Linked DNA regions of Mus musculus: region 1 is linked to region 2. Evidence: chromatin loops called from intact Hi-C (ENCODE). Cell type or tissue: left cerebral cortex. All regions are shown on one strand. Links, peaks and the distances in the headings refer to the core of each region. The heading gives the core; the rest is flanking DNA. Region 1 overlaps Gas7 (growth arrest specific 7). Region 2 has its middle 110 kb from the start of Gm40029.

Region 1 (15,100 bases), core at 2,391-10,390, 190 kb after region 2:
TGTGCTTTGGGCTTGGGAGCATGTACTTTCTGTGACAAAACCATGTGACAAAGCAACTTAAAGAGGCTGAGAGTCGGCTTCCCTGGGAAGGTGTTTGCTGTGCAAGCATGAGGAACTGACCTCTGTTCCCATAAAAAAGAAGCCACATAAAAAAGGCAATATGGCCATGGGTGTCTGTAACCCCACCACTGGGGAGGCACAGAGGCAAGTGTACCTCCGGGTATCAGTGGTCATCAGCCTGGCTAACTGGTGAGCCTCAGATGAGAGACCCTCTCCCAAAATAAAAAGAAGCAACAACAGAGGTTGATCTAAGGAAACAACACAAACACACAGACACATACACACACAGATACCACCACCGCCCCACACCCATATATCATACCACACATACCACACACACACACACACACACACACAGTCATCATACATACAAACACATACAACACATATCTCACACACAACACACACACACTACCTTGACACCATACCATACCCATACATCATACCACATACATATCATACTACATAAATACACACCACACGTACACACCACTCCTCTATATACCACACACATACACACTCCCCTACACACAACATGAATTCACATACACACCACTCCTTTACATAACACACACACCACTCCTCTATACACAGATCTCTCTCTTTCACACACACACACACACACACACACACACACACACACACACACACACACCACTCCCCATACACACACACCACTCCTCTATACACACACACACCACTCCTCTACATGCGCGAGCGCGCGCGCGCGCGCGCACACACATACACACACACACACACAAATGAGAAGGGAAGGGTCTCTGGTTCATTATTTGGAAGGATGCAGCCATCATGACAGAGAAGGCATGGTGAGGGAGAGGAAGGCAGCTGATCACACTGCATCTGCAGTTGCTAAGCAGAGAGAGATGGAAGCCGGCGCTCACCAGGCTTTTCAAGGCCCTGACCCTGAAAGTCTATGACAGTTAGTGAGTCTGCATGCTTACACTTCACTTCCTTCAGCTAACCCTCACAGTCACACCCGGAGGTGTGTCCTAGTAACTCCAAACCCAGTCAAGTTGAAGGGTGTCTTGGCATCTGGCTCTTCAGATGGGGGCCACACAGCTGATATGAGAATATGCAAACATTCTCAAATTCTAAAAAATCCAAAATCCGAAGTATTTTTTAATCTCTGAGATTTTTGGAAACGGATCTTCACCCTTACTTACAGGCGAGCATTCAGAGACTGGGGGTGGAGAACTCCTCCAGAGAGGGGATGAGGACTCAGGAGATGGTGGAGGAGCCACCTGACTCAGGAGAAAGAGACAGGCCCCTTGTCAGCACCTGTGATGGCAGCTGGGCTCTGATGACCTCCGCTTCTGCTGATCATGCTCCTGAGAAGGAAGCCAGTCCCCAGGGAGCTCAGTACACTGGCTGCCAGAAACTAGAGACATTCTCCATTCATTCCTAGCTCTTAGCTGCAGACCGGATACCAATAGATGGCCCTGCCACATGAGACCTCTTGCAACCCTGGGATGAGGAGGGAGAAAGAGGGCTGCTGTGGCCAGAAGCCGAGGGTGCCTGTCTGTGGCCCCCGCAGCATCTGAGCTGTGTCTCTGTCCCCACAGTGAATGGATACCACGCATCAGGGACCCCGGCGCACCCTCCAGAGACTGCCCACATGAGTCTCCGAAAATCCACCGGTGATTCCCAGGTAAGGGGCTGCCAAGGGAGGTAGGGCAGCTGAGTACCTAGCTCAGGGAAGATGGACTTGGGGGTCAGGGACAATGGCCCTTTTCTGCTATTAGTGGAAAGAATCTCTGGGCTGTCCTAACAGTTCCTAATGATAGATGGCTTGCAGGATTGCAGTTCGTTGGTTTTCTAAAAATTGGAGGTAATTTGGATCGGGAGATACTGATTATAGTTGTCAGGGCAGAGAGATCCACTCTGCTACCCACATATCCAATAGTGTCCAGGTTTTCTGGCAGGTTAGGCGTGTGAGCCAGCCAACTGTTGTCCTTGAAGTCCTCTGCTGTGCCCATCCTCAGTCACCTGGAATGGAATTTAGGAATGTGACCATCTCATTCTAACCTAGCATAAAATCATTTTTGTGACAGGGTCTTATGTAACCTAGGTTGCCCCTAGTTTTTGATCCTCCTGCCTCCAGCTCCCAAGGGCTGGGATCACAGGCATGCACCACCACTCCCAGCTGGGAATTTATTTTAAAATTGACAAACTGCTGTTTCGTGTGACATCATGAGATGGGTGTCCAGAGCATGGGACCACAGAGCAAGCTCATCAGATTGAGTCAAGGGTCGTGGTGGACCCACTGAAATGTCCATCGTTTTCCTTATCTGCAAGATGCTACATCTAAGTGTGTGTGTGTGTGTGTGTGTGTGTGTGTGTGTGTGTGTGAGAGAGAGAGAGAGAGAGAGAGAGAGAGAGAGAGAGAGAGAGATCGAGACCATGTATGTATTGAGGTGTTCTCCTCACAGAGTATTAAGAAGAGCTTCTTAAGGAAGCCTCCATTTTATGCCCTGTCATACTTTCTTTGGTATCAACATTGCCAGCCTACAGGGATAGCTGATGGTGATGGTGATGACTGATGACCATGGTGTTAATATTGCTGAGGGAAAGACCCTGAGCTCTGTGAGTGCCATCAGCTAAGGTATGACACCCACTCCAATGCAGCCAAGGCTGTTGAGTTTGGAAACTTAGTAAGTTGTCCTCTCAGAGGACCAAGCATTGGTTGGACTCAGGCTCAGTAAACTGTGGTGGAGACCTTGAGGCTCTGCGAGAGACAGGTCTTTGAAGTCTCCTACCTCTCATGAGCGGGGTGCATTCCCAGCCAGCACCCAGATGCCAGTGGTGCTGCTACTGGAGACCATGTCTGGAGAGTGGGGATCAAGGCTTAGTTAACGCTACGCAGAGCTGCCATTGAACAACAGCAAAGCCATGCTGCCTCCCCAGCACCATGAGGAAGGACACTGGAAACAGCTCCCCATTCTTTCCTTCCCACTGGAATGTGACTGCCCTGGTGGTCAGGAGTACTGTGAAGCTCCCACTCAGCCATTTAAAGCATGCTTGCTGCCGGGGCAGCTTAGAATCCGGAAGCTGATTTATCAGAGTGCTGTATGCCTTGGACAGAGGAATGTCTCCTATTGTATCTGTTCTTGGAATATACTCAGGGATTCTGACTTACATGTAAGGTCATTCATACAAGCATGATTTGTACCTCCAGAACAATGGACTGATCTAACCATCCAACAACAAAGGGTGGGTAAAATGCCTTCCAGTGCTGGGCATCTAGCCAGTTGGTGATATTACATACACAGCCATTAAAAAAGCATCCTCCCGAAGAAAATGTAATGACTAAGAAAATGCTTCTAACTTAAATCACATGGGAGAGCTGAAGATAGGGCCCAAGGGTTAAGAGTATACTGTTCTTCCCGAGGATGTGAGTTTGTAAGACCCCCGAAGCTGGGCCTCCGCTCAAGTCCCGGGATGAGCTGGCCAGCACCCCAGTGACCCGAGAGAAAACCACACCTGATGCAAACTGCAAGAGGTTTTATTATCAGCTAGCCATGCAGGGCAGGGGAGTTCGACCCCAAGTGGTGACAGTTGGGGGCTTTTAACAGCTAGCTGAGGAATTGGGAGGAGTTGGGAGGAGAGTTGGAAGGAGTTGGGAAGAGGTGGGAGGAGTCGGGAGGAAAGTTCTTCTCTTCCAGGTGTCCTTGGTGAAATTTACAAGGCAGGAGTGGGGAGTGAGTTCTTTCTGAATTTTTATCTCTGTGTCCTCGGCACAGGAAGGCAGGCATCCCTGGTTGTAAAGTATAGAAACAAAAAGGCTTTTTGCTGGCTATAGAGAACAAAGAGTTTCTTTCTGGCTGTATTTTTAGAGATCAGGGAAGACAAGCTTGGGGAACGTCCAGGGGCTTTACCTTCCTGGGAGAAACACTTTAAGCTGGGGTCTCACAAGTTCAATTCCAAGCACCCACATCAGGCAGCTCACAACAGCCAGAACTCTAGCTCCAAGGGATGACACCCTCTGCTCACTTCCATGAACACCTGTACTCATGCATGTGTGTGTGTGTGTGTGTGTGTGTGTGAGAGAGAGAGAGAGAGAGAGAGAGAGAGAGAGAGAGAGAGCATCCACAGGTATGAGCATCCATTTATGTGTGTGTATGCATGTGTGTGCAATGTGTGTGTGCATGTGTTTGCATGTGTTTGTGCTTGCGTGTATATGTGTGTGTATGCATGTGTGTGTGTGCGTGTGTGCAAATATAGGGTATTCAGTTTTATTTAGAAGAAAGAAAGCTGTGTTTATGAGAAGAAAGATGACCAGATCATCTGTGGTGACCTAGCTGCACCTCAGACTGAGTTTCTGCATTGGAGACATTTGGTGGCATCTCTGATTTTGAGTGTTACCACCAAAGAGGGGATGTTGGTGCATGTGGAAGATGCAAGGGATGTCACCCACTGTTGTGCAATGCAGAATGGCTCCTACAACAAGGAATTACCTAGTTTGAAAATATGAATCTCGTTAAGGTTGTAAAAGCATGATCAGAGACTGAAAGTAATTTTACTTTCTTCAAGTTTTCTAAAAATCAACACATTTCACTTTCTATAAAAGACAGATATACTTTTTTATTTAAGAAAATAGGATGCGGCTGCTGGAGAGATAGCTTAGGCTATGAAGTGCTGATTGCACAAGCCTGAGGCCCCGGGTCCAATTTCCAGCCCCCACATAGAAGTCAGGCCATGGTGGTGATCTGTAGTCCCAGAGCTGGGGAAGTGGAGACAGGAGGATCAGCGGGCTACACTGGTCAGCCAGCGTAGTGCCCGTGGTGAACTCTAGGGCAATGGCAGACGCTGTCTCGGGAATGAAGAAGAGAGTGATTGGGACTGACCTCTGCCACACCTTGTGTGTGCTCACATATATGCGTGTGCATAGATATATCACACACACACACACATACACACACACACAACTCCACACATACTACACACACACACCACACATATCATACCACACACACACACCCCACACACACAACACCACACACACTACACATACACACACACACAACACCACACACACTACACACATATTACACACCACATACACACACACATACACACCACACATACACACCACATATCACATACCACACACACACACATCACACATACCACACATATACACTATATACATATACCACACACCATACATACCACGTACATACACCACACATACCACATATATACACCACATACATACACCACACACACCACATAAAAACACTACACACACACCACACACATATACACACCACATATACACCACATACATAAAACACTATACATGCACATACCACACACAGATGCTACACACCACATACATACATACATCATACACACATACACATACATACATGTACACATGCATGCACACAAACCAATACACGCACATGAACACACATAGTTGATAAGGGATGTGTGGTACTGGGTTTCCAGGGAAGGCCAGCTCTGAGCCCCAGGTTGGTAGACAGTGGCTACAACACACAGGCAGGTTAGCATAACATTCGTTTTGGATGATAACCCTGAAGTAAGACCTCCTCAGAGAAACAAAAGTCAACAGTGTGGTACGTGGCAAAGGTAAATCTGCATCTGCCCGCTGCATCCGGAACTGTAAAGTAGATCCGTTAGGATTCTTTCAGGCTATGAACAGACAACATTTGAAGAGGAAGCCGCTGGTTTTTAAGCCCAGTGTGTGAACTGCTGAGGCTAATTATCAAAAGTGCTCTACCAGCTAACCATGAATAGGTTGAGAGAGTCTCCCTTAAAAGGCAGCAGGGCCCAGGCAATGCCTGAGCACACACAGCATTCTTCAATACACAGGGAGATTTACTCTCCATCCCGGGCTGCCAATCATAACTCACGATTGTTCTTGATAATATCTTAAGACTGAGACGTGGCTCAGCGGCGGAGTAATTACCTAGTGTGTTCAAGGCTCAGGGTTTGGTCACTAGCATGTGTGTGCCTGTGAACAATGATTAAATATGAGTGAATGAAGGGCCACGTAACCATCGAAGAGGTGGGATTTGAGGCCACAATGGCCAAGCCCAGATTTGCGAAGAGCCTTATTGATTTCGCTCTCTTTGAGAGGGCAAATGGGAAGGCATACAGGTAGCAGGAAGGGGCAGGCACACCTAATGTCCCTATCAGACTGAGCGTCCTGCTTTTTCCATTGCCCAGTCTTTTGAGAGCTGGGTGGATGGGCACTGGTGGTGGTGGTCTGGTGCCTCCCAGTGGAAAACTTCAGTACTGCAGACATCAAGGCGGCTGCTGCCTGTGTCCTGGATAAAGGGCACCTTCCTGGTTGGGAGATAGCCCGGGAGTCAAAGGCCAATAGCCTTAGAAGAAACAGATCTTAGATTGCACCTTCTCTTCCTGCCCACCATTACTTGGGCTTTTTTGTAATCCATCCTTCCATCAGTCTGGCTTCCTGACTACCCCAAAAGACACAAAAGGAAAGATGGGACACTGGGGCTCCTACAGAGTGTGTTGAAGAAGGTAGTTTAAGTGGAGAAAGAGCTGAGAGGCTGTGTCTCTGCAGTTCCTCCCCAGGCCCCTGGCTTTAGTAACGCACACCCAATCATCGTGTATTTAGGTCTTTGCTAGGCTCTGAGGTATGGAAAGGCTCAGCCCTAGCTGGGGAGGACAATGGGTAAACAGTTGTTTAATTGTATCAGTGGTAAGAACTCTCGGGAGGCAGAGGATTTCTGAGTTCAAGGCCAGCCTGGTCCACAGAGTGAGTTCCAGGAAAGCCAGGGCTATCCAGAGAAACCCTGTCTCGAAAAACCAAAAAAAAAAAAAAAAGATGCTAGGCTGGAGGAGTGGAAGAGGCTACACAGAGGGTTGGTTAACAAAAAGATGGGGGGGGGGGGCTAGTGAACAGTCTTCCAGGGCACAGCATGTAGATGCCTAGAGGCAAGAAGGAGGGTGAAGCTTTCCAAGAACCCACAGACATCAAGTGTGTGTCATGCTGTGACTTACTGAATTGGCAGGTGTGGGAGGGCAAAAGATGCGGCAGGAGGGGTCTGCATGGCCCATCACAAGGAGCCCGGTTTTGTGCCAACAGCGCTGGGAACTGAAGAGGGTTTTTCCTATTCCTCTAGGATTCAAGAGATCCCTGGGGAGGGGCTGCTCGCCTGCGTGTCATGGAGTTGCTCACAGCTTAGCCAGTAGTGTGTGTTCTTTGTGGCAGCAGAGATGCTGGGATACAGCCAGGATGTGGGAGTAGCAGTTCAGCCAAACGGGAGGAGAACTAGGCAAGCAGTACACAGATCAGGAGGAGCATGGAGTCTCTGCTCCAAGGATAGCCTGGGCTATGTAGTGAGCTCTGGATCCAGAAGGAAAAAAAAATTCTCCAGAATTATATGCAAAGGGCAAAATGTAAACGTGTCTGTTGTAGGACTGTGTCAACTTACAAAAGTCAAGGGCTTTCTGTGACAGGGACCCACGGACCTAGCATCTCATTTCAGTGAGCGCTGGCATTAGGCCAGTGTTGGTTCATGAATGGTCTCATCCTGCCTCGACATCCCCACCTGTACCTACAGCAAAACTCCTGACTTATGGATCTAAATCAGTGGTTCCCAACCTGTGGGTTGTGACCCTCGGAAAGTACATATTTCCAATGGTCTTGGGAACCCCCAAACACACATTTATTTTTGTTGCTACTTCATAACTGTAACTTTGGTACTGAGCACTGCCTCAGCTCCTAAGACCATAGGTTACTAATGCCCTAAATATAAGTATTTCTAATTGTAAACCAAGTGGAAAAGGTATCAGAGTACCATTACAGTACCCCAAAAAAACACAAGTCCAATAATATTATCTATCATGTGCATTCTAGATTCTAATTCTTTAATGGTCCCCCAAATGCCTTTTATACCAGCTTTTCTCCCCAGGTCAAGAGCCATTCAAGTTTTTGATATGAAAACGTTGATTACTTTGCCTCTTTAGCCCTGTCTATCATTGTCTGTCCGTCCACCTCTCTCTCTCTCTCTCTCTCTCTCTCTCTCTCTCTCTCTCTCTCTCTCCTTCCTTTGTCTGTCTGACTGTCTATCTACCTCATCATCTCATGTGTTGAGATGCAACTAATTATTATACACTTCCATCATTTAAAATACAGTCTGGGACTACAGCTCAGTAGGTTATAAGGGGAGTGATCAACATCCAATCCCCAGGAAGCAAAGAGAGGGAGGGGGAGGGAGGGAAGAGGGAAGTGGGGGTGGTGCTCACCAAGCATTCTTGGTTGTTTTTAGAGTGCTCCTTGTGTGCATCTTGCATCACAATGGATTGTAGAGAATTCACATCCCTCTAGGCCTCCCCCAAAGCCATGGGCTGCTACTAGCCTACTTTCTGACTCCAGACTTTTTTTTTAAATGGTGCTTTATCTACAAGCAGGTCGGCTCTATGCAGTTCTTACTGGCTGACTGCTTTCTCTCCGATGTTTTTGATGTCTCTGTTGAGTGTGCTCAACTTTGATTCCCACTGCTGACTTGTATACCAGGAGCCGGGCGCTTTTGTCACCTTGTCTGCTCCAGTCTCTTTGTCTAGGCTGATGCCCCATGGCTTTTCTTTTGCCTGCCCTCACACTGACTTCTAGCTTGTTTTGAAGACTCCAGGTCGTTCCTTGTCTTGTAGGCCAACCTACATTCTTAGTCTGTTTGCTTTCTCATGCTTGGACCTAGGCTTGTCGTTTGACAGGCGTTCTGTATGGGGTGAGCTGGCTGCTTGCTGGCTGTTGCATCTCCAGGGAGGCACACAGTCGCAGGTCTGCCCCCTGTTGGGGAGGCCCTGGGTCACTGTAATAACTACAGATTTTTTTCATTTGTTTCCCTTTCTGATGGATGGGTAGCCCAGGGGACACCAGTGTGACACTGTGACTGTCCTGCCTCCTGACCATAACCACTCTGTGCCTTGAGTATCAGTGAGGATCACAACCGAAGTCCCTTTGACACTGGGATTTCCGAGTGGTAAACTCTATGTAGATTGTCATGGGTATCCTCCCGGAATGGTGTGTTCCCTCTGACCGCTGTGGAGTGACTCCCTTGTGGTCATTATTACTATTGAGCTCAGGCGGTCCCCCATGAGGACTATGGGGGTCATCTTAGACCAGTTCCTTTGACCTTTTGTCATATTTCCATCAGTATTTGAGTTCTCTTGCACCTGCTGGTACAGAAAGGACTCTGACGCTCTGTCTTTGGAATTAGCTGTTTCTAGGACTCTGCATTCCTATCGGTGAAGAGTAACAAACAACCCCCCCCCCCCCAGCAGAGGGTGACTCCTCTAGGGTTTCTTGCCTTCTGGTCCTTTATACCCACGGTAGCAACAGCAGCCATAGATAGACTCCGGCCAACGCCACTGGTCCCCTTCCTGCCCACCACCAATCCTGGGCTACATCAGGCACACAAGGAGAGTAACAGTGTAATATTGGTCCCTGACGGGGAGACTTGCAAAGAAGAGAATCTAACCCTGAGGCAGGTCTGCCCCTTTCTTGGCAGGTATGGGCTTGGTCAGTGTCTCTGTGTGGAAGAACCACAGAGAGACTCTTGTTCCCGCTCCTTCTTGATAGCTGCCACCCAGGGCTCTTGTTGTGCATCCTCTGCTTGTCGTCTGTACTGGGCACTTCTAGTGAATGTCCCTGAAGGGCAATGGTAGCTTGGAAGGGTACAGGCCAGGCCAGCTGGATACAGCGGTGGATTAGAAATACATATAGAAGATATTGTTGGTCACAAGCTTGAGGTCGGTCCACAGCATGTCAGGGTGGCAGAGGAGTTACTACAAGCACAGGTGACTGGATAAAGTGACTGAAAGCTGGTCAGGTCAGTGTGCCTCCAGTGAAGTCTCCAGCCAGCCGCTCAGGCCTGGGACTGACTGGAGCAGTGTAAGAACGGTCCATTTTACAGATGGAAAACCTGAGGTTCCAAGAAGTCAGTTCCACGGCCTTCATCTCAAAGTTAGTCATCCCTGAAATGGATGCTCCTCGAGACTACTTTTCAGCAAGAGAGCTAAGGATGGGAGTTTTCTACGAACAGGCTCTTTATTGGTCAGATCAGGGCAGGAAGTCTGTACATGTCTAGGATGCGCTCTTTTTGGCCTGGCTTGCTGAGGTCAGAACAGCCCACCCCAGGGGTTCACCTTGCCTGCGTCCCAGACCATGTGGCTTGAGGACGGGTGGAATCATCTGGCTTCCCTGAGGCGCCATGGTAAAGCCCTTCATACCTTTGGACCCATGCCAACCCCAGAACACACAGAGTAGTTATCCACAGTACCTCAAGGGAGCTGTGTTCAAGGGCCTCGTGAGACCCAGGACAAGTGACATCTCAGGGTTCTGTCTGGGGAGCTGTGGAGTTGAATCCTGAGCACAACTTCTAAAGTCTCAGAACTGAATAGTCTCATGTGTTAAATGTGCCTTTTTTTTTAAGCTGGCTGTTCTTGGCCATCTCCACCAACACAATTGTGGGACTCTGACGGTCACCTAGGAGTGCACGGGTAGTTAGGACTCTGGTTTCCTTGCTGACGATGGGGACAGTATATAAAAGGCACCCAGAAGGATGCTGTGCATATGGGAAGTCACTGTGGCTTCCAGGTACACTGCCAAGGTGGCTGGGCAGAGCCCATGTTCGTTCACCGTCTGACATTATGGACTCGGGGGGATGGGGGCACGTTCAGAATGAGATGTCACGTGCTGAGTCCTCTGTGCCTGGGGGAGGGCGGGGAAGGTGGCCTACAATCTGCCTTAACTCTCTGCTCCCCTGTCATTCCACTCCCATGCTTCCGCAACGTGGTCTGGTTACCAGCAGAGGGCAGTGGAGGGGTTAACTCTCCAAATCCCAGTTGGAAAGGAGAGGAAGGGAGACCTGGTTTGCTGTGGCTCTCTGGAGTCTGGGTTCAGCCTTCCTCCACTTTGCTTGGAGCCTGAGCACTCTGGAGCAGCTTGGGCTCTAAGATGCTGTTGCCTGCCCCAACCCAGAATATGGTGACTCAGGAGTTAACGACAGGCTGACACCCCTGAACTTCCCCACCTCAGGGTTCTTAACCAATCCCTCCACCCACCTGGGGAACAACGGGGATGGGGAAAAAAATGTCCAACATGGAGAACAGCTTTGATGATGGGTCTCACCTCTCTCCCCAGAACCTGGGATCCTCATCGCCAGGCAGGAAACAGAGCAAGGAAAACACCATCACCGTAAGTGGGCTCACTGTGGGCGGGGAGGGCTCCAGGGCTGGGGCTTTGGGCCACAGCTGGGGTTGTTGCCATGGCAACGTGGATCGCCAACCAGAATCGATGCTCACTGGGAAACAGAGAAGTTGCAGCCAAATCTTGGATTTTAGCTGAAGTTGCCCCCATTCCCTCCCTCTGTCAGTTTCCCATTTCACTTGCACTCTTCTGGTGAAGGGGTGGAGGAGGGCAGAAGGCTGTAACCAGGGAGAAGCTGTTTCTGTGTGGTGGGCAGGAGAAGGTGCTTGTGGGGGAGCGAGTTGAAGGGGGTGGAGTGTGCTGTGTGCAGAGATGTGACATGGAAATTACAGCCACCACGGGGCTGCTTTTGTTGCAGGGAAACTTCTGGAAGATGTCAAAGTTAAAAGCAAGAGAGAGCTCCCTGCAAATAGCATTTCTGGGAGTCCCTGATGAGAGAAGCTCCTGCCTAAACTCTCAGGGATTTGCCCCCCAGCTCTGGCCAGATACCCCTGTAGGGCTGGAGTAGGGTCCCCAACTCCTCCCTTCACACCCTCTGATGCGCTAAGGCCAGGACGTCTCTCTACTCTAAGGAAAGAGTTACTTAGATTCTCAGGCAACAGCTTAGATTCTCAGGCAGCAGCTTAGATTCTCAGGCAACAGCATCCCTGTACTCTAAGAAGGGAGCTGTTCAGATTCTTAGCCAACAGTAGAGATTTGAGAAGTGAGGTCTATTCAGTTTTGCTATCTTGGCACAAGCGTGGGGGAGACGCACACGGGGACATGCTGTCTTGGGCTCCTTGTCGCCCTATTCTGAGCTGCTCTGACTACCTCTGCAAAGATAAAAACCAACTGGATGTGTTGCTGTGCTTGCCCTGGTGGACCATCCTGCTTCGCAGGGACGAGAAAGCCAAACAAGCAGTAAGAGCAACTGCAATGCCCGCTGACACCTTGGTGTCCACTGCGTACACACCAGGACTACTCCCAGGGTTTCTGTTTGCCTCCTCCTGCGGGAGCTGTAGTTAATGGAATCAACCCTGCAGTGATTATACACCTGGACTCTAAAGCCAGAATCTCACTTATGCCATTTACAAAGTTAAGGCAAAGTTTGAGCAAGTTCCCCAGTGGTTTCTGGTGTCTGTCTCTGTCTGCAGAGCAGGGATGGTGAGGGCCTCAGGTATGGGCAAGTGGAGTCGGGAACGAATCGGTCCACAATTGTAAAGTACCTAGAATAGAGTCCAGCACACACTTTGTGCTCAGTATGCAACAGTGTGGTCATCACACGGTCCACACATGAGGAAAGTGGAATAGAGTGGCCGGCGGGCACTATGTTGAGGCTCACCTAACTAGGAAGCATCAAGATTGAAACCTCAGCTCTTGCCCACTGGCAGTACCCTTCCTGAGCTGACTTAGGGCCCGCGGGTCATCAGCCTGTTTTGACCTCCTTGTGTCTCCTGGAAACTGGGTTAGGGAACTTAGCCTGCTGCAACCACAACCTCTCTTCCTAGAGAATCTCAAGGAATCTGGCAGGCCTTAGGCAGGCCCCAGGTTTGGGCTTCTGGAGGCCTGGACCCCATGTCTCACACTGTTACCAAAGGCTGAAGCAAGGTGACAGCGTCTCAGGGCGGTTAGAAATGGGGAGAAAGGAAGAAGAGCAAATAAGAGAGAGACATTTTCATGATCTAAAAACAAAATCAGGAGTAAGGAGTGGGCTGGCTGGTTGTCTCAGAGACACACAGTGATGGAGCCCAACCAGAGTCAGGCCCCTACTGGGTCCTTTCACTCAGAGTTTCTGAGTATGGCCGTGAGATTCTCATTGGCTGGCTCACCTTGTACCCTCCTGCCTGGTCCTTCCCTCTGGCCTGTATCAGCGCATCTCTAGGATGGTCTGCAGCACAGAGCTGCTATCATGGCTTCTGGGACACTGTTTAAAGTGAGGACTCTGAGACATATTAGCAGTTGCTTTCTCTGGGACAAGGACAGAAAAGTGCCTTCCTTTCACTACTTCTGGAGGAAACTGAGCCAAGGAGAGACTGGCTATAAGTCACAGCAAGTGACAAAGAATATTCAGGACTGGAATCCAAGCCTCCCTGATGCCAACCTGGGCGCTTACACATACACCCCTTGGATACTCTTACCCCATGTCCCTTCAGGCTGGTGACCTGAACCATCCTTTCCCTCACCCAGGACTATGTCTCCATACGGAGCCCATAGCTCCATGTTCAAACCCTATAGAACGCAGCACTTCTTCAGAGGATGGGATGGCCCCATTTCTAGGAGGCTGAGACACCAGCTTCCCTACTTCAGGGAATATGGGAGTGTGTGGTGAGCAATTTCCCTCCCATCTAATCTGGAAGGCAGCGTTGCCAGGCCCTGCCAGCCCTGGGTGCATATCCTCGATCAGAGAGCAAGGACTGGGCTGGATCTGAAGCTTAGTGGCCCAAAGCTAGTTTAGAAGAGAAGCTGGCAGCAGCAGAAGGGCTGGCAGCCATGCCTGGGCCTCGTCCCTGCCATCAGCAGTTCTGGGCTGGCAGGTGGGGGCGGGGAGCCGTCTGATTGAGAGTGACAGACACTAATGGCTGCTCACTGCCCTCGGCACAAACTTGACACATCAGGTTGTAGGGGATTCGAGCAACAGTGACAGGGAGAGCACCAGGCACAGGACAGAGGAATTAGAGGACCTTGTGGCCCTTCATTTGGATGCGCAGTGTAACCGGTCTGGAGGCATGGCATCCTGGGAGGGAGCAAGTGGCTGGAGGAGAGCCATGTGGGGGCCTCTCCTATCTTCTCACTTACCAAGCCAGAGAAAGGCACACGGAGTACTTAGCTGCAGCCGGAGTTCCCAAACCATGTAACTCTGCAGGCTGTAAAGACACTGACTAAAGCCCTCCCCTGGGACACAGGCATCGCTGCCCCAGCTTCCCACGTCGGGCCCTGTGGGTGGGTCACACGTGGGTGGCCTAGCTAGGTGCCTCATCAGCTGCCGTTGCTCCCTTTGTGCCTCGAAGAGTGTCTGGGAGCAGTCCTCATGATCCTGCAGAATGTCTCAACTGAGCATCCACTGCAGAGGAAGCATCCCAGCTATAGGGGTAAGGTGTTTTCCCACATGTCTGTGGGTGAGGCAAAGGATCCCCAGAGGAGTTGGTGGGAGGGGCCATACCACCCACCTACACACACACACATGCACACACACACATACACACACACATATACACACATACACAGACACACACACACATATATACACACACACATATACATACACAGACACATACACACACATACACAGAGAGACAGGCACCCCCCCCCCCCCCGTTCTGCTTCCTGCTTAGCCCTGCCTTGGCCATGAGTAGGGCCTACCTACACTTTGCCCCAGGGTATAGGACAAGTCATGTGGGACAGGGTTTAGGATCCTAGTCTAGACCCAGAGTCCTAGTCTAGATTCAAGCCATAGCTCCACTATTACATACGAGCTGAGCATTCTGTGTTAGGTCACTTAACCTCTCTGTGCTCAGTGCCTTCCATGGCTGTTATGAGGAGTCCGTGAGTTCACCCATGGTAAGCACCTGGGGCATGATTAGCTCATGCTGAGCATAAAACAGATCCCTGGGCTGTCTACTGTGTACGGCCAGGAGGGTCGGAGGCCCTCATTGTTCCCAAGGCTTTCAGAGAAGACACACCTTTCCCCAGGGGTGCAGCTGTGCATTCCTATAAGTTGCCTGGAAATCACCAGGAGAGGGAAGGAATCTACCCATGGAAGTATCGGGGAAGGACATGTCCCACTTCCTCTTCCTGCCTGAGCACCGCAGTCCTGCTAATGGAGCCTTGTGGTTT
Region 2 (15,100 bases), core at 4,774-12,773:
GAGAAATCAGCATTTGAATAATACAAGAATAATCTTTACACAGTGTACAATAACATTATGCCTACAGTATATGTATTTTTTGCTTTGTTTCTACCTTAACTATAGATGGGTAAATACTGGTGTCTCCTTGGACTGTGCCTTGCTTTTCTTGATGATTGAAGGTCAATCTCTCTCTCTCTCTCTTCTCTCTCTCTCTCTCTCTCTCTCTCTCTCTCACACACACACACACACATACACACACACACACACACAGAGAGAGAGAGAGACAGAGAGAGAGAGACAGAGAGAGAGAGACAGAGAGAGAGAGACAGAGAGAGAGAGAGAGACTTACCTGTAGACTGGATTAGACTCTAACTCAGACTCAGAGAAATCCACTTGCCTCTGCCTCCAGAGTGCTGGGGTTAAAAATGTGTGCCACCACATCCAGCTAACATTCTGTTAAGTTAAATTCTTTTAATATAATAGGAAAGAGAGTAAACACTATAGCCCAGTACCACAAAACCTAATTGATTTTTCCACATTTGAGGTAGTCACACCGAGGTCAGCACATCTGGAACATAATGATTAAGCCTTGCCCTGGGAGAACCATCTTGCATAATATTTCTCCTCTCCCCAGATGCATATATTCACTTTTTTCCCCAAGTTCTGGGGATTGACTCTCTGACATCATGCGTAACAGGCATGTACTGTTACAGAGAAGAAGCCACAGCCCAGTACAAACTTTTGTTGTTTTTATTACATTTATTTATTCATTGTGAGTGGGTGTTCAGATGTCATGCTGAGCATGTGAAGACCAGAGAAAAATTCCCTTCCACCATGTGGATCCCAGGGATTAAATCTTACAGTAGTCCAGTTTAGCAGCAAGCACCTCTACCTGCTGAGCCAGTTCTCCAGCCCCCAGTACAAGTTTGTTGAGGGTAGGTGAGGTGGCTCAGGCCTAGACTGGTTAGCTTAAGGGCTGGCCGTTGCTATAAGTTGGGTTTGGTTTCCTTGGCTCTTCCTCTTACTATGTGATCTCTCATACACCCTTCCCTTTCTACCCTGCCTGGAAATTTACTTCAGATGTCGCCTCACCAGAACTCACCAAATGCAATCTCCCAACCATGGGGAGACTTGTGAGCAAAAGTCTCCAAGTCTCTCTCTCTCTCTCTCTCTCTCTCTCTCTCTCTCTCTCTCTCTCTCTCTCTCTCTCTCTCCTCCCTTCCTTTTTGATGCCCCTCCCTCTCATCTCCCTTCTGAGACAGGTCATATTATGTAGTTCTGACCGGCCCCAAATTCATGGCTACCCTCCTGCCTCAGTCTCTTTAAGTGCTGAGATTACAAATGTATACACACCCACTTCTCTCTTTATAAATTACCCAGATTCTGTTGTTGTTGCTGCTGTTGTTGTTACCTAGATTCTGTTTTTGTTTTTGTTTTTGTTTTTTATGTAAAGCAAAATTGACTGAGACAATCATTAACCATTCTAAAGGAATTCTTTGTGTTTTTCTCTATTCTCGAAGATCAGAATGTCATGTACTTTATTCCATGTTTTATTTGTTTTTGCGATAGGGTCATACTATGCAGAACAGGTCGACCTGACATTGCAATATAGCCTAGGTTGTCCTCAGACTCATAATCTTCCGGCCTCAGCATCCCAAGTACGGGATCCTAGGCATGTTCCACAGTGCCCAGCTTACAGAGTGTACTCCACAGCTCCTTGGACTGTTGCTGAATGAGCTAGTATGCAGAGGTGGAGGAAAGCACACTGACAAGGTGAAGGGAGCTTTGATATGCATTTATTTTTGTTTTACGTTACAGCTTTGAGGTGCACTTCAGATTCCAAAAAAAAAAAAAAAAAAAAAAAATCTATCTGTTTCAAGTGTACAATCTAGCGATTTGCCAGATTGTGCAATCATTACTATAATCTAATTTGGGAGCATTTTCACTACCCCAAAAGAAGCCTTGTGTTTCTTTGCTTACTCTTGTCCCCTGGCAACCGCCAATCTATTTACTGTCTCTATGGATCCTCCTCTGGGAACATTTCACATAAAGAAATCATAGAATTCATGGCCTTTCACATCTGGAAGCTTTTGCGTTATAGCTTTGAAGTTTGTCCGTGCTGGGGTGCTAGTTGGCACTTCATTCTTTTTGAAGCTCAGTACCCATTCTATGGCATGTTGGGCAGATAGAAGCCCTGAATTCTGCCTGGCATGAAGCAGCAGGCGTTTGGGTCACTTCCATGTTTAGTTGTTAGCCTGCTGTGCTGGCGTACAGGTCTTGCATGGGTGTATATGTCTCTTCCCTCTCTTCCTCCTTCCCCTTTTCCTTTGCATTGGGGATTAAGCCCTTGCACATGCTGAGTGTTGAAGCCTTGGCTTTCTGAAGTAGCCTCACCTTCTACTTCTGGTTGATCCTCCACTTGTAGTCTTTCTGCTTCCATCTCCTGAGTGCTGGGATTATAAGTGCGCACTGCCACACACTAGGTTCATGAGATGCTGGGATGGAATCTCAGACCTCCTGAATCCAAGGCAAGCACTCTATCAGCTTGGCTGACTACTCAGTGATGGAGCTGCATCCTCAGCTCCCTGTGTTTTGTTTCTCTTGGAGATAGCATCTTGGTTTGGTAGGCCAGACTGAGTTCAAACTACACAGATGTCCTACCTCAGCCTGTGTCACCATGCCTGCCCTGCACTTCTCTCTTGGACAGTAGTGCCACTCTGCTCTTCTAGTCTTATCTCTATACTGACTGGTAGATAACTCACATTGCCTCATAGAGCCCTTCCTTCCTGTCTCTTTTCTTTCTCTTTATGCCTCCCCTCCCTTCCTCTCCTCTTCCATCCCCCTACCCCCTCCCCTCTCTTCCTGTCCTCTTTATCTGTGTAGCCCAGCCTGGCCCCAGACTCCCAAGTGCTGTGACTGTAGGTGAGCTTTGCTGCATCTCTCTCTAGAAAGTGGCTCCAGGTGTGAACCCTAGGGTCTACCTTGCTTTCTCATGATCCTGGGGATGGAACCCTGTGCCTTGCCTGTGCTAGGTAACTGTACCACTGAGCCATACCCCCATCCCTCCACAGTGGATGTATTGCCTGACAAGCAGAATGGGCTAGAACAAACAGCACTCCAGGTACAGTGTGCCAAACCCAAGTTAACGTCTTGTTTTGTGGTTCACTGGCCATATGACCACAAGCAAGTCACATCCTCTGAATTCATTTGCTTCCCTCTTGATGTGCACATTGCCACATCACCTATACCTGAGACAGCTTATTTGGTGCCAAGAATTCTGGGTGCTCTGGAGGTAGAATCTTCTGTTATAAAGAATTCTTCCTTGCAGAATAGCCCTAAATCAGTAGTTTTTTATTGAACCAGGCCACATCACCAAGTCTGGACAATTTGCAGGAAGCCGTGTACCTGAGAAGTACGTGTTTGAATTCTCTTAAGATGTGGTTGGTCCATTGGTATTTTTAGGAAGCTTTTGTTGTTGTAATTTTGTCTCCTGTTTTTTTTTTTCTTTTTGAGACAGACCCAAACCCTACAACACACACTGGCCTGGACCTCACTATATCACTCAGGCAGACCTTGAACTTTCTGGTGGTTTTCCTGCCTCAGCCTCCTGAATGCTGGGATTAGAAGACGTCATCCTCCAGTTTAACAGCTGTTTTCTATTATCTCTTAACAGCAGCTGGGCTGAAGGAAGCTTGTCCACAATTCCTGGACAAGCACTAGCTGTAAGTGCACTTGTCAGGTTGCCCAGGATTCTCCTTAGGTGAGATGGCTTCTGTGTAGACTGGGGCCCAGGCAATGCTCTCAAAGCTGAGGTGGGCCCAGCTGAATGGCTTTGAAAAGCTACAGGGATTGTTCTAATGTCCTGCCAAGACCACAGTGCTAAAGGAACTTGATTCAAAGCTCAGACAAATATGCAAGAATTTAAGGCTTTTTGTACCTAATACTGAACTGACTTTGTCTCAGCCTAAAACGCTGAGAGGTTTGTGCCCAGCTGAATAGCCATAGGAAGCCATACAAGCTTACTGAGCAAGGGGCATAAGGAGTTGGTCAGTACTATAAGCTGTGTACCCCTTATCGGAAAAACTTGGCAGGAAACAGAAGTAGGCAGATCTCTGTGAGTTAAGAGGTAAGCCTGGTTTACATAGTTTCAGGTAAGCCAGAGCTACATAGTAACATTCCCTTGTTTAAGAATGGGGAAATGGGAAGTAAAGAAACAGAAATGGGACCGAAAATGTTGAGGATTTTGTAATGTTTGCATATACATAATACAGTGTCTTGGGACTGTGACCCAAATCTAATGAATCTGATATTAATACTCACAGCTCAAATGTAACTTTATACAATACCTTCCATGATATTTCTCTTCTCCTTCCTCCTCCCCCTCCTCTCCTCCCTCCCTCTTTCTCTCAGGCCACTCTAGTCTGGGATTCTCCTCATCATTTAACCCTTATCTTTCAGGGCTGGGACTACAAGTGTGCGCTGTCATCCCTCCGATGCAGTTTTGTTTGACGGTGGACTTCTCCAGAGGAACATCCTGTTAGCACGGACGATGGTTTGATTTTGGACTGTAGGTCTTCGATTAGTGATGCTCAACTGATTATAGCAGTGATAGTGAAGGGTCCAGCTTTTTAGAGGTTAGGAAATGTACTTTAATTTTTAAGCTAGCAAAGAAAGGGGCCCTTTCCCTTATGTACTCTTGACATATGCTTCTTCAGCACCTGAAGTCCACGAATGTCTCAAGGGCAGGGAACTTGCAAGCCCCTGCTAATGTCTGCTAATGTCTGGTGGCTGACTAAATTGGTGGATACACCTCAGCAGACCCATTTTGAATTCAGGAGGGCTAGACCATGACATCCCCAGTTCCCCAACCATTTCCTGAGAAGCCAAACGGGCTCTTTCTCTCGCCTTTATTTAACCTTTCCACTATTTAGCCCCATCGGCCTGATTCCAAAACCCATCAACCCAGATGACTTACATCCTCATCTCCCCACCATGTCCTCCTCTGATATGACACACTGTCACTGGGCTTCCCGGCTTCGGCGCCAGGCTTCAAACCTGTCTTTATCCATTGTTCAGTTTCCTGTGAGTCAAGTTCAGCCAGGCTTCATGCACTACAATGATGGTCACAAACACAATCCCTTGCAGACACCTGGGAGGCAGCGCCGCCTGTCACCCACCACCAGAGCTAAACTGAAGGAACCGAGGGGCGTTCCCATTCCAGCAGCTCTGGGTGGCGGGGTCGCCCGGGAGTCCCTCTGCCGGGGAGCGCCCGGCCCTCCGCGGGCGTGGCCGGTCTGGCCCGGCCCCTGGCCCGCCCTGGTCGCCTCGAGAGAGTCCCCGCCCGGCCACGGGCCGCCAACCGCGCTCTCTCCGTGTCTTCCCGGGCTCCGCTTGCACCGGACGAGCCCCACAGAGGGGGATGCTACGCGCACCACCTCCCGGGGCAGTTGCACCTCTCTGCTCACTCCGGCGTCCCCAGCCGCGACACCCCGGGGAAGTTGTCTCGTGAGCCCGCCGCCCCCGGGTCTCCTCCTCCTGAGCCCCGCCCCCCGCCCAGCGCGGGGGACCGCACAGCCGCCCGGCCCGGGGGCGTCGCCGCTCGCTCTCCGGAGCCGGTGGAGCCCACGAAGCCAGCTCTGCTGGCGAGCGTCCGCTTCCCTGCAAGCAGCGCGCGTGGCTCGGCGGCCCGGAGACCCCTGCGCAACCCCGCCACGGCGCGCGCCCAAAGCGCGGGAGCCCGGAGCACCGGGCGCCTGGGACCCCGCGCAGCCGCTGGCCAGCCCGCGGGGCTCGGCAGGGATGCGGGCTGTGCTGTGAGACCGGGCGCCAGGGCCATGGCCGGCGCCCGCTGCCGGACCCTGTACCCCTTCTCCGGGGAGCGGCACAGCCAGGGGCTGCGCTTCTCTGCGGGCGAGCTGCTCACGCTGCTCCAGGTCCCGGACGGCGGCTGGTGGGAAGGCGAAAAGGACGACGGGCTCCGTGGCTGGTTCCCCGCCAGCTACGTGCAACTACTAGAGGTGAGAGGCCAGGGCCGGGGTCGGGGACCAGCTACCCTCCAGACAACCCGGCTTTGGGGGACGAAGGGTGCGGGGGAGGGGCTGGGGCGTGGACAGCGTTCTCCTCCTACCCGGCCTCCTGAGCACGTCGTGGCCTCTGTGGGGAAGCGAGAACTTGTTGCCTGTGCGAGTTCTGGAGCAAGCGGGCGCTCTGCCGCGGAAGACAGGGGCCACCAAGGGACTGCCGAGCCAGGTGGTCTTGGCAAGGCGAGAGGGTGATGGGGGTTTGGAAAGGTGGCCCCACAATTCCGCCTCTCTGGTAGACTAGCGGTCAGTCATGCTGACCAGGGACAGGTCGCCTGGCTGCCTCCAGGCGCCCACTTGCCGGACTGCTGAGAAGCACCAGTTAGCAATGAGCTGGAGCAGAGCAGCAGGCTAGACCCGTGGATACAGCTGGACCCTAGGTAGCCTCCCATCCTCTAGGATCAGTACCCTAAAGTGCCTTGTTCTTGGGGATCTGGCTTGGTCCCAAGGCTTCATAGGACTGCTGAGCCAAGTCAGCTGGCTGTTTATTGTCTGGGTGACAATTGCGAGGCCTCTTTGGCCTCTAATCACTGAGCTCATGGTCACAGTCTGAGTGAAAGCCCAAGTTTCTAAAGTCCTGTGTGTATGTGTGTGTGTGGTGTATGGTGGGGTGGGGTAGTATTTTTCAGTCTTTACTGACAGGCTGCTGACCCCAGGATTGTCATAAATGCTAAACTAGTCCTCACCATCAGTAATGTGTGTATTCTTAGGTTTTGGTAAAACCCAGCCTAAATAAGGGACCAAATTTATTTTTTACTGGGATCTATTTAAGAAGAGAGTAGCAAATTTTGAATGAAAATGTTACATGCAACTCTGGCCCACGGTGAGGTGGAGAGATGGTTGTACAGTGGGCAGGCCTGACAAGTGTCCAGTGGCAGCAGCATCAAATGTCTGTGCAGCCTTCGGAAACACATGATGCTTCTCTCTGGTCCAAGAAACAAACTTGCTCTAAATGGACCAAGGCACTCCTCAAAATGGACTTGGTAGTATTTCTAGGGGAAAGGCTGGGATGAGCTTCCTGGGGTCTTAGCAGAGGTGTCTCTGGAAGCTCATGGTGTGCTCTGAGAACCTGTGTCAGCAGGAGAGGCTCGGGCTTGGTTCTCTGCTTTTCCAAGTTCCATCTCTGAGAGCTACATTAAAAACAAAATTAATGGAAGTATCCTTTGACAGGGAAATCTTGAGTCTCCTGGCAAAAAGCTCTCTGAAATGCATGTGTGAGTTCTTTTGGTAGCCACATTTCCCCAGGAAATACTGATGTGGAAATTTGCCTGGTGATTGTCTGTCTAGGGAGGAGTGTCCCTGACTGGATTCAGCCAGCTGTTTTGGGTGGGGATTCCTAAGAACAGAGTGCCCCTGCTTTTCAATGGAGCATGAACAGACCCAGAAGACAGCAGAACTATCCTCTGTGTTGGCCTGGGTGTGCTTGTGGCATCCGTTAGCACTTATGGAGCTAAGAAGTCCCTGGTACCTAAGGACTTTTCAGACACCTCCAGTCTATTAATAGCACCTCAGTGCTACCAGGAGGACCCTCCAGTTGTACCTACACAAGCCATGTGGACTGTCATCAATTTCCTAACAGCTCTGTGAATGTCTAAGAGCTGTCCTCCATATAGGAAGCTTTATTCGACTTGAGCCGCAGTCTTGTAGCTAAGGCTAGCTTCAAATTTGCAGTCTTCTTGCCTCTGCTTCCAAGTGCTGGGATTCCAGGCTTGTGCCACAGTATCTGGCACTGTCCTCGGTTTTACAGACAAGAGAAGACACGACAGCATTCGAAAAGCATGTCTGTCACCTAAGGAGTCACGTTTGCCTGTTAGCCTAACAGCTCAGGTGGCTGAATAAATTCCTTGTGCATTTTGAACCCCAATCACCTGGACTAAGCTAAAGGAAGGGTCAAGAATGATGTATGTGGAGATGGCGGGCATTGCCCTCCAGTTGGTATATTGGTAACAGTATCCTTCATATGACCTGAAATTCTGGGGCCTAAGAGTCGATAGCTGTATCCTGGGACAGCCCGGACCACTCCTGCTGCCATCTCTGAAGTCTGAATCCACTCATAACCAGCTGATTTCCCTAAAGGTGAGGGCAAGGGTGGACCTGTCCCTGCTGCCCAAGTACTGACTAGGATTCTCTCAGCACCAACATAGAGGTTCGTGGATCCAGTTCTTGGTGGCTTGCAATCTCCCATGAGAATAAGCTGGACCACTAGGCAGAGGGCTGGGAAGGGACAGAGGACATGCTGTGGAGTCTCTTGGGGTGGGCTGAGTTTCATAGACAGGGAGGAAAGTTGAATAGCAGTGGGTAGCGTATGAAGTGTATGACTTCTGAGACTACAGAGTCTGGCAGCTGCTGGGAGGCAGAGGAGGGCCTGTGGACTCAGAAGCTGGTTCTGCTGTAGGGGTAGAAGTCTGAACAGAATGGACCTCATCAGCCTCCCTGGAAAGGGATGGGGTGACAGACAAGCAGCTGAAGAACTTGGTATTCCTCACAGTGTTCCTTTCGCCCTCTGGTGGAAAGAGGAATAAAAGGAAGTGTCTTAAAGGAGGATGTGAGATACTGACAAGAATTCGCAAAGTGGACTCTCTCTCTCTCTCTCTTCCTGGTTCTGACAAAGGATGGGAAGTTAGAGGCCAAACTTGGCAGGAAACACTATGGAGGGGAACTGGGAGCTGAACTCAGAAAGGACTACTAGATCTGCCTTGGAGATAGCCAGCTTCAAATGAGAGCAAGGATCAGGAGGACCTGGTCATTGGGGGCAATCTCTTTGGTCAAGACTCACGGGAACTGGAAAAATGATAGAGTGGGTATCTGGATGACGAAAGATGAACTCTAGAGGACCTAAGCCAGGACAGAGAGATAGAGGACCCAGGAACCCTGGCCCCAGGAGTCCTGGTTACTCAAGGTGTGGCCAACCCTTTAGAGGGCACTTAGTTTCCCCAAAGATATGAGGTCTAAGATAGTTGACTTCCCATTGCTGTGTCAAGGCACTGAATGATAGCATTTGCAAGTGGGAAAGATGTATTTTGAACCTGGGCTTAAAATTTTCAGTTTCTGGTCAGCTTTTAGTCCAATAAATTATGAGTATGTGGTAACAGAGAACGTCTCATAATGTCCAGGAAAGGAAGGGGATGGTGTTTTAATTCTACCACCCCCTACCAAGACCTACTCTCCAAGGGCTCCATCACTTTCTAGGAATTCCACAGGCTGGTTACTGAATCTTTAGCATATGGGAACCTTTCAGATTGCAACCATAACCAGACCTACCAGCCAATACCCAAAGCTGGCTTTGGTGTGCAAAGACCCTGGGATGAGAGCATCTAGAGAAGCCTTTCCTGATGTCACCTTCAGCCACATAGAAGGGGAGCAGCAGGGAACTCCACTGACATTGTCTGAGAGACATAATAGAAGAAGAATGGATGGATGGGGGAGATGGGGCCAAGCTGGAGACTAGAGAGTACATGTCAGACAAGCTCCAGGCTAGGCTCTGGATCACCTTATAGATTTGTGGACCTACACAATGGATGATTTCCACCAGCCCTCAAGGGTGTAGGCACAGCTCCAGGGGAAGAGAGATAGAGGTGGGAGGTGGGCTCTCTATCCCAAGGAAGACTTGTAGCGTCAGGTGTGGTTCCAGAGTAGGCACAAAGGCTGGTCAGGCCTAATAGACTCAGGGATTCTTTGTGGTCTGCTCTTTCTTTAGGTAGAAGTCAGGGACCTAAAGGGTGGTGTAAGATTTCAGTAGAAACACCCGGAATTCGGGGAGATAATTTTACAAGGGTGATAGGATTGGAATACAGACACGACAGAGCTCTCCTTTAGGTGGTGCTGAGGTCCACACAGGCAGGTTGTAGTCCTGAGAGACACTGCTCAAATCGTGTCCTCAGATGTCTGTGTTGAAAACCTAACACTCAAACACAGCAGTATCAGACGGTGTTAGGTTCTGAGGGTTCCACCCCCATGAATAGATTAATGCCAGTTATAAAGAGGCCTGAATGTCTATAGTTTGAGAGCTTGCCCTTCCTCTCTCTGCCTTTTATAATGGAGTGGTGCCATAAGAACTCAAAGATGCTGGCAGCCTCCAGAGCCATGAGAAATATATTCATTTGATAGAACACCCAACTTGTGGTATTCCCTTATAGCCATTCAAAATGGAGTCAGCCTCACACACAGACTTCATTAGTGCTTGTCCGTGGGACAAGGCGGGTGCAGAGGGTCGATCCTTGAACTCCATCTCCTCTCTTCTCCCTCTTTGCTCACCCGAGGATCATGTGATCACATGACAGGAGGTTATAAGGATTAGCTTATAGTAGGGATTGATGGACTGTGCTGAGGATAATGAAGAGATGGATTTTTCTATTGCTAGGTAACAGAGCACCCCAGAATCCGTCCTATATGATTGAGTGGCTGGAGCTCAGCTGGGCGGGGCTTCTGTTGGTTCACCTTGACAAATTCTATGCTACAAGCAACTTGCAGTCAAATGGCAGAGGAGGGTCAAGTCCTGGAGACTCCACTGGGCTGGACTCAGAAAGGCCCAGCTTCCCTCATCTGGCTGTTCCCTGTGGCCTTTCCACATCATGTCTCTCCTGCAAGGCGTTTTCATGTGGGCTTTCTCTGGCAGGTAGTTAGAGGGTGGTTTGCTGTTGCTGTAATTTTTTTTTTAGTTGTTTGTCTTTTGAAACAAGGGTTCTCTGTGTAGCCCTAGATTTCCTGGAACTTGATCTGTACTCCAGGCTGGCCTCAAACTCAGAGATCTGCCTGCCTCTACCTCCCAAGTGCTGGGATTTAAGTTCGTACGTAGTCCAGTGGCCAGCTTCCCAAACCACAAAGGGATGGTTTGTTGTGCCTTCGTAAGGCTTTAGCCCAGGATGAGCACATCACGCTGCCACATGCTACTGCCAAAGCGAGTCACAGGAACAATCCGGCAGTGGCATGGAAGGGAGGTAGGCTCAGTCTTGGAGGCGGGAGCAGGCTCCATGGAGGACCACCTTGCATATTTCCTGACTCCCAAGGATGGTGAAGACATCATGTGACAGACAGCAGAAGGAGGCAGCAAGGCTTAAGCTCAGCTTCTGAACCAATGAGAGAGGGAGAGAGAGAGAGTATGTGTGTGTGAGTTTGGGGACTTTTTGTTTTGTTTTGTTCTAGTCTCCAGGGATTTCTTTATAGAGTAAATAATGCAGCTAGAATCTGAAATCCTGTTTGCCTGGACCCAAAGCCTGGGCCTGTCCATAAGCTGTCAGCACACCAGGCCAGCCTTGTCATGCCAGAGCTTTGATAATTAATGGACACAGTGTCTCTGAGCTGCCCGACATTCAGGAGATGTTTGCTATGGTACATAAATTGATTTTAATCTAGAGTCGTTTTTCCTGTAACTTGAAAATTACCTAAAATGGGTGTGACTTTGACCTTCACGCCAATATTTTTTTTTCCAGGCAGTCATTGACTCTGTTCACAGTCAGGGTTGGTGGTTTCCCTGGTATGTAATTGGGACCAAAATTGTGCCATTTTCAGAGTCTTCTTGCCATTCAATTAGGGGCCCACATCAGCGGCTGCTGCTGTTTGAACATCTACCTTTGGCCATAGCACTGTCTCTCTCTGCCCAGCAGGAAACACCCTTCAAAAACACTGCTTGCTGGCTGGGCCATGCGGCCACTTACAACACTTTAAAGCATTGGGCAGAGCTTCTGGGCTTTATGGACTCCAGGAATCTTCACAAAAGTTCCCTTAGCAACAAGCCCGCAGGAATCCCCGACATCTGATATCCACTGGGCAAATCTCTGAGATCTACTTCCACCTAGAAATGTGAATGCGCCACCACCTACCTATAATTTTAGCCTAAGACCAACTTGTGTCTGTCGGCTGGGCAGACCCTCACTGGGAATGCTGTGCTGGCTCCACTGGTGAAGGGACGTGCGTGGTAAACCAAGAAGCCCTGTGTACATGTGTGGGGTCGTGGCTGTTAACAGACTACCCACAGGGAAAGACATTCCTAGAGCGTGCTCCCTTATTACCCACAGCAGCAAGGTAATACAAGGCAAGTCTCTTTGATAGAATGCCCAGACCGACCCCCCTGTTCTTAATTGTCAAATTAGTCATTTCCTCTCTTCCGGCAGAGGCAAGGATTCCAGGGTGGTGTTTTTATACCTATAGGAAGAAGTAGACATGGCTGCCAGCAGGTGTGCCTGGTTTCTCTTTTGGGAGAGCAGAGCATGAGGTGACATAGTAAATGCATAGCTGTGAAGTCTATGTGGAGTGAGTTTGGTGGGGGGAGGGGGCCCTGGGACCAAACCCAGGGACAGTGTCTGAGCTGCCTGCCTCGCCCCATGTGGGGTATTACAAAGATCTGCTCTCGTCCTTCCGTCCCGTTTGGTATCTCCTCCATGTGCCCTCTGATAAAGCTCTGTTTTTATTCCTCTCACTTCCCGCTTCACTGAATCTACTTCCTTTCTCAGGCTACAAATTCAAGTCCTGGTTGAATTCCCAGGCACTCAGATTTCACACATCAAAACTTAAGTCCATAATCTCTGCTCTCGCCACCATCTTTTGCTCACTTTCCTGACAGAGGGAAGGTCACCTCCCTCTGTTCACCCTGTCCCTGATGCTTGAACCTCTTCCTCTTCCTCTTCCTGTCCTGTCCTTTATCTAGGAAGTCTGCCCTTCCTCCCTCATTAGGCTCCTTGGAGCCTTCTCTTTCTGCACTTGCCTTGGCAAAGTCTTTCTAGCCAAGGCCAGGAAATGTTTTCTAGGCTTTGTGAGCCAAGAGGCAAAGTGAAATTGAAGCTGGTGCAGGAGGCAGCGAGAGGTGAGGCCATATGTGCTCTGTCACCACCCCACAGGGCTGCTGTGACAACACAAAAGCTACCATAGGTAGTCCAGAAGTCTGAGCTTGGGGTAGTGCTCTGGGAAAACGTCTGTTTGTTTGTTAAGACAAAGTCTCATGTAGTCCACTCTGACTGCAAATCAGCTAAGGATGACCTAGAACTCCAGTTCTTCTTGCCCATACCTCCCAAGTGTAGCCCATTAGGCAGTCAAGGCTGGCCTTGAACTTGTGACAGTTCTTCTACCCCAACTTCTGGAGCACTGGATCTGCAAGCATAAGCCACCATGTTCAGCCTTGAGTTAGCGGCTTGCTCTGCCACAGGTTCCCAACATGAGTTTATGTCCATAATGCAAAAAGTTCATTTTATACTCTCTTATTTAAAAAAAAATTATATATATACAAATCTGACTGGTGAGGTAGCTGATCTGTGAAGAGTCCTTTCGGCTCTTACAGAGGATGGGAGTTCTGTTCACAGCATCCATAGTAAGCTACACATAGCTGCCTGTATCTTTATCTCCAGGAGATCTGATGACCTGTTCTTCATAGATATGTGCACATGAACAGACACACACACACACACACACACACACACACACACACACACACACACACACACATTAAAAGCAAACAATCCCAAAATCAACAGAAAACAGATTCCCACAGGAAGGGACAGAGTTGCCCTTTCTAATAAGAAAAGAAAGCACCACCAACACACCCTATCTTACTGTAACTCAGGGCCTGCCAAGGTAACTACAGAGATTTACTTATGACGTTTCTGAGATAAACTTCATTTATGTAGCCTTGATTGGCCTTGAACTTGGGACCATTTTCCTATCTTTGCCCCCCTATTGCTTGGGATTACAGGTGTGTACCACCAGGCCTGGCTACAAACGGCATTTTTAAAGAAAACAATGTAACAAAAGTTCTTTTTCTCATTGTTGTTCTTTTTAGACAGGGTCTCAGTAGATAGCCCGAGTGAGCCTAGAACTGATTATATAGCCCAGGCTTGCCATAAGCAATCCTCCTGCCTCATCCTTCAAGTGCTAGATTACAGGAATGTAACACTACGGCTCTCCGTCAACAAAAAGCATTAAGAGTGTGCATGGATCTGACCCCTGGTTGTACTTCTAGTCTAAATGCCTCTCTGACAAGGTATGAACATCGCCATGCCAACAAAGCACTTCTTAGTAAGGACAAACTTAACTACCGTCTAACTCCTCGAGAGGAACGGTTTAAAATGAGGTTTACCTAGGCTTAGTCCCAGATCAGGCTTGCCAAAGGGTTCAATAACTAAATGAAAATGGAATTTCAAAATTCAAAATGTTGCTTAGTGACATTTCAGAAGAAAAAGGAGATGGGAGCATCCAGACATGAATTACAGTCAAAAATGCAGGGATGGCGAGGACTGCACACTAAGTAGCGTTTGTGGCTAGAACAGGTCGAAGGGCTATGTATTGGCTCAGGCCACATTATTTTAGACAGTACCAGTTACAGCAAATCTTTGCATTTTGAGAGGTAAATTTGGCTTTTATTTTTTATCTTCTGAGAAACCCGGATTTCATCTGCAGCCAAGTCTAGGGTGTCGCTGTGTGTGACTGCCTGTCTGTCACCTTGTTTCAGAAAGCGTTTAAGGCATCCTACCAAAAAGCATATGGTACAGAAAGATTAAATCACAAATATACGAGGGAACCTGGGAAAAGGAAAAGAAAGGGAAGCAGAGGTAAGGGCTGCTGAAGTGAAGGCAATGGAGACCAGTCATGTTTCTCAGGGGCAAATAAGAGCAGCACCTTCTGGTAAGGATGTTTTGAGTGGTTTGTAATGAAGAGATGTTCTGGAAATGGTCACATTATGAGCTTGTGTGGTGTCGGGAGAGGTGAGGACAAACTGTAACAAATACTTCTGGAGTTTCAGTGGCTAAAACAGCACAGTTTGCCTCTTCTGCTGAATGTCTGTTGCAAGGTAGTTTGGGGCTACAAGCCTCTCCAGGTCCCCAGGAGCAGGGAGCCTCACCCGAGAATGGAGAATGGCGTTAGCATTCTAAATCTTTTGAACAGAAGGCTAACGGAGGAAGTCTGTCTGACCTTTCTCCTACCTCCATTCCTTCATCCCCATCGTCTTATTTCCTGGGCTTAGGCTTTCTTTGCGAGATGCTCCTCCCTCATCTACCCAAAGGACAGATCCTCCGGAATAACTCTCAGGAAGAGACCATGGTTCATACCCT

The links. Peaks named below come from ENCODE experiments on the same cell type or tissue, not always from the same donor. Only the 100,000 strongest peaks of a DNase experiment are listed, where the experiment ranks them.
Region 1: it touches region 2 in a loop (4-fold over the local background); 10 of 42 quality-filtered maps call a loop at or near these places.

Annotation. Positions count from the first base shown.
Region 1 is chr11:67,641,638-67,656,737 of GRCm38, forward strand. It overlaps Gas7 (growth arrest specific 7), which reads left to right. Exons shown (of 14, transcript NM_001109657.3): 4 at 1,644-1,729; 5 at 11,222-11,275. Among named protein-coding and RNA genes, the nearest start is that of Rcvrn, 46 kb to the right of the region's middle. In left cerebral cortex, for the core only: CTCF peaks have their summits at 6,340 (motif pointing left) and 8,877 (motif pointing left); DNase peaks (open chromatin) are centred at 6,322, 7,249, 8,428, 8,783 and 1 more place; H3K27ac peaks cover 3,956 bases.
Region 2 is chr11:67,449,776-67,464,875 of GRCm38, forward strand. It overlaps a transcript of Gas7 not described here. Among named protein-coding and RNA genes, the nearest start is that of Gm40029, 110 kb to the left of the region's middle. In left cerebral cortex, for the core only: CTCF peaks have their summits at 5,175 and 8,565 (motif pointing left); DNase peaks (open chromatin) are centred at 5,225, 5,485, 6,041, 6,535 and 1 more place; H3K4me3 peaks cover 3,275 bases; H3K27ac peaks cover 2,172 bases.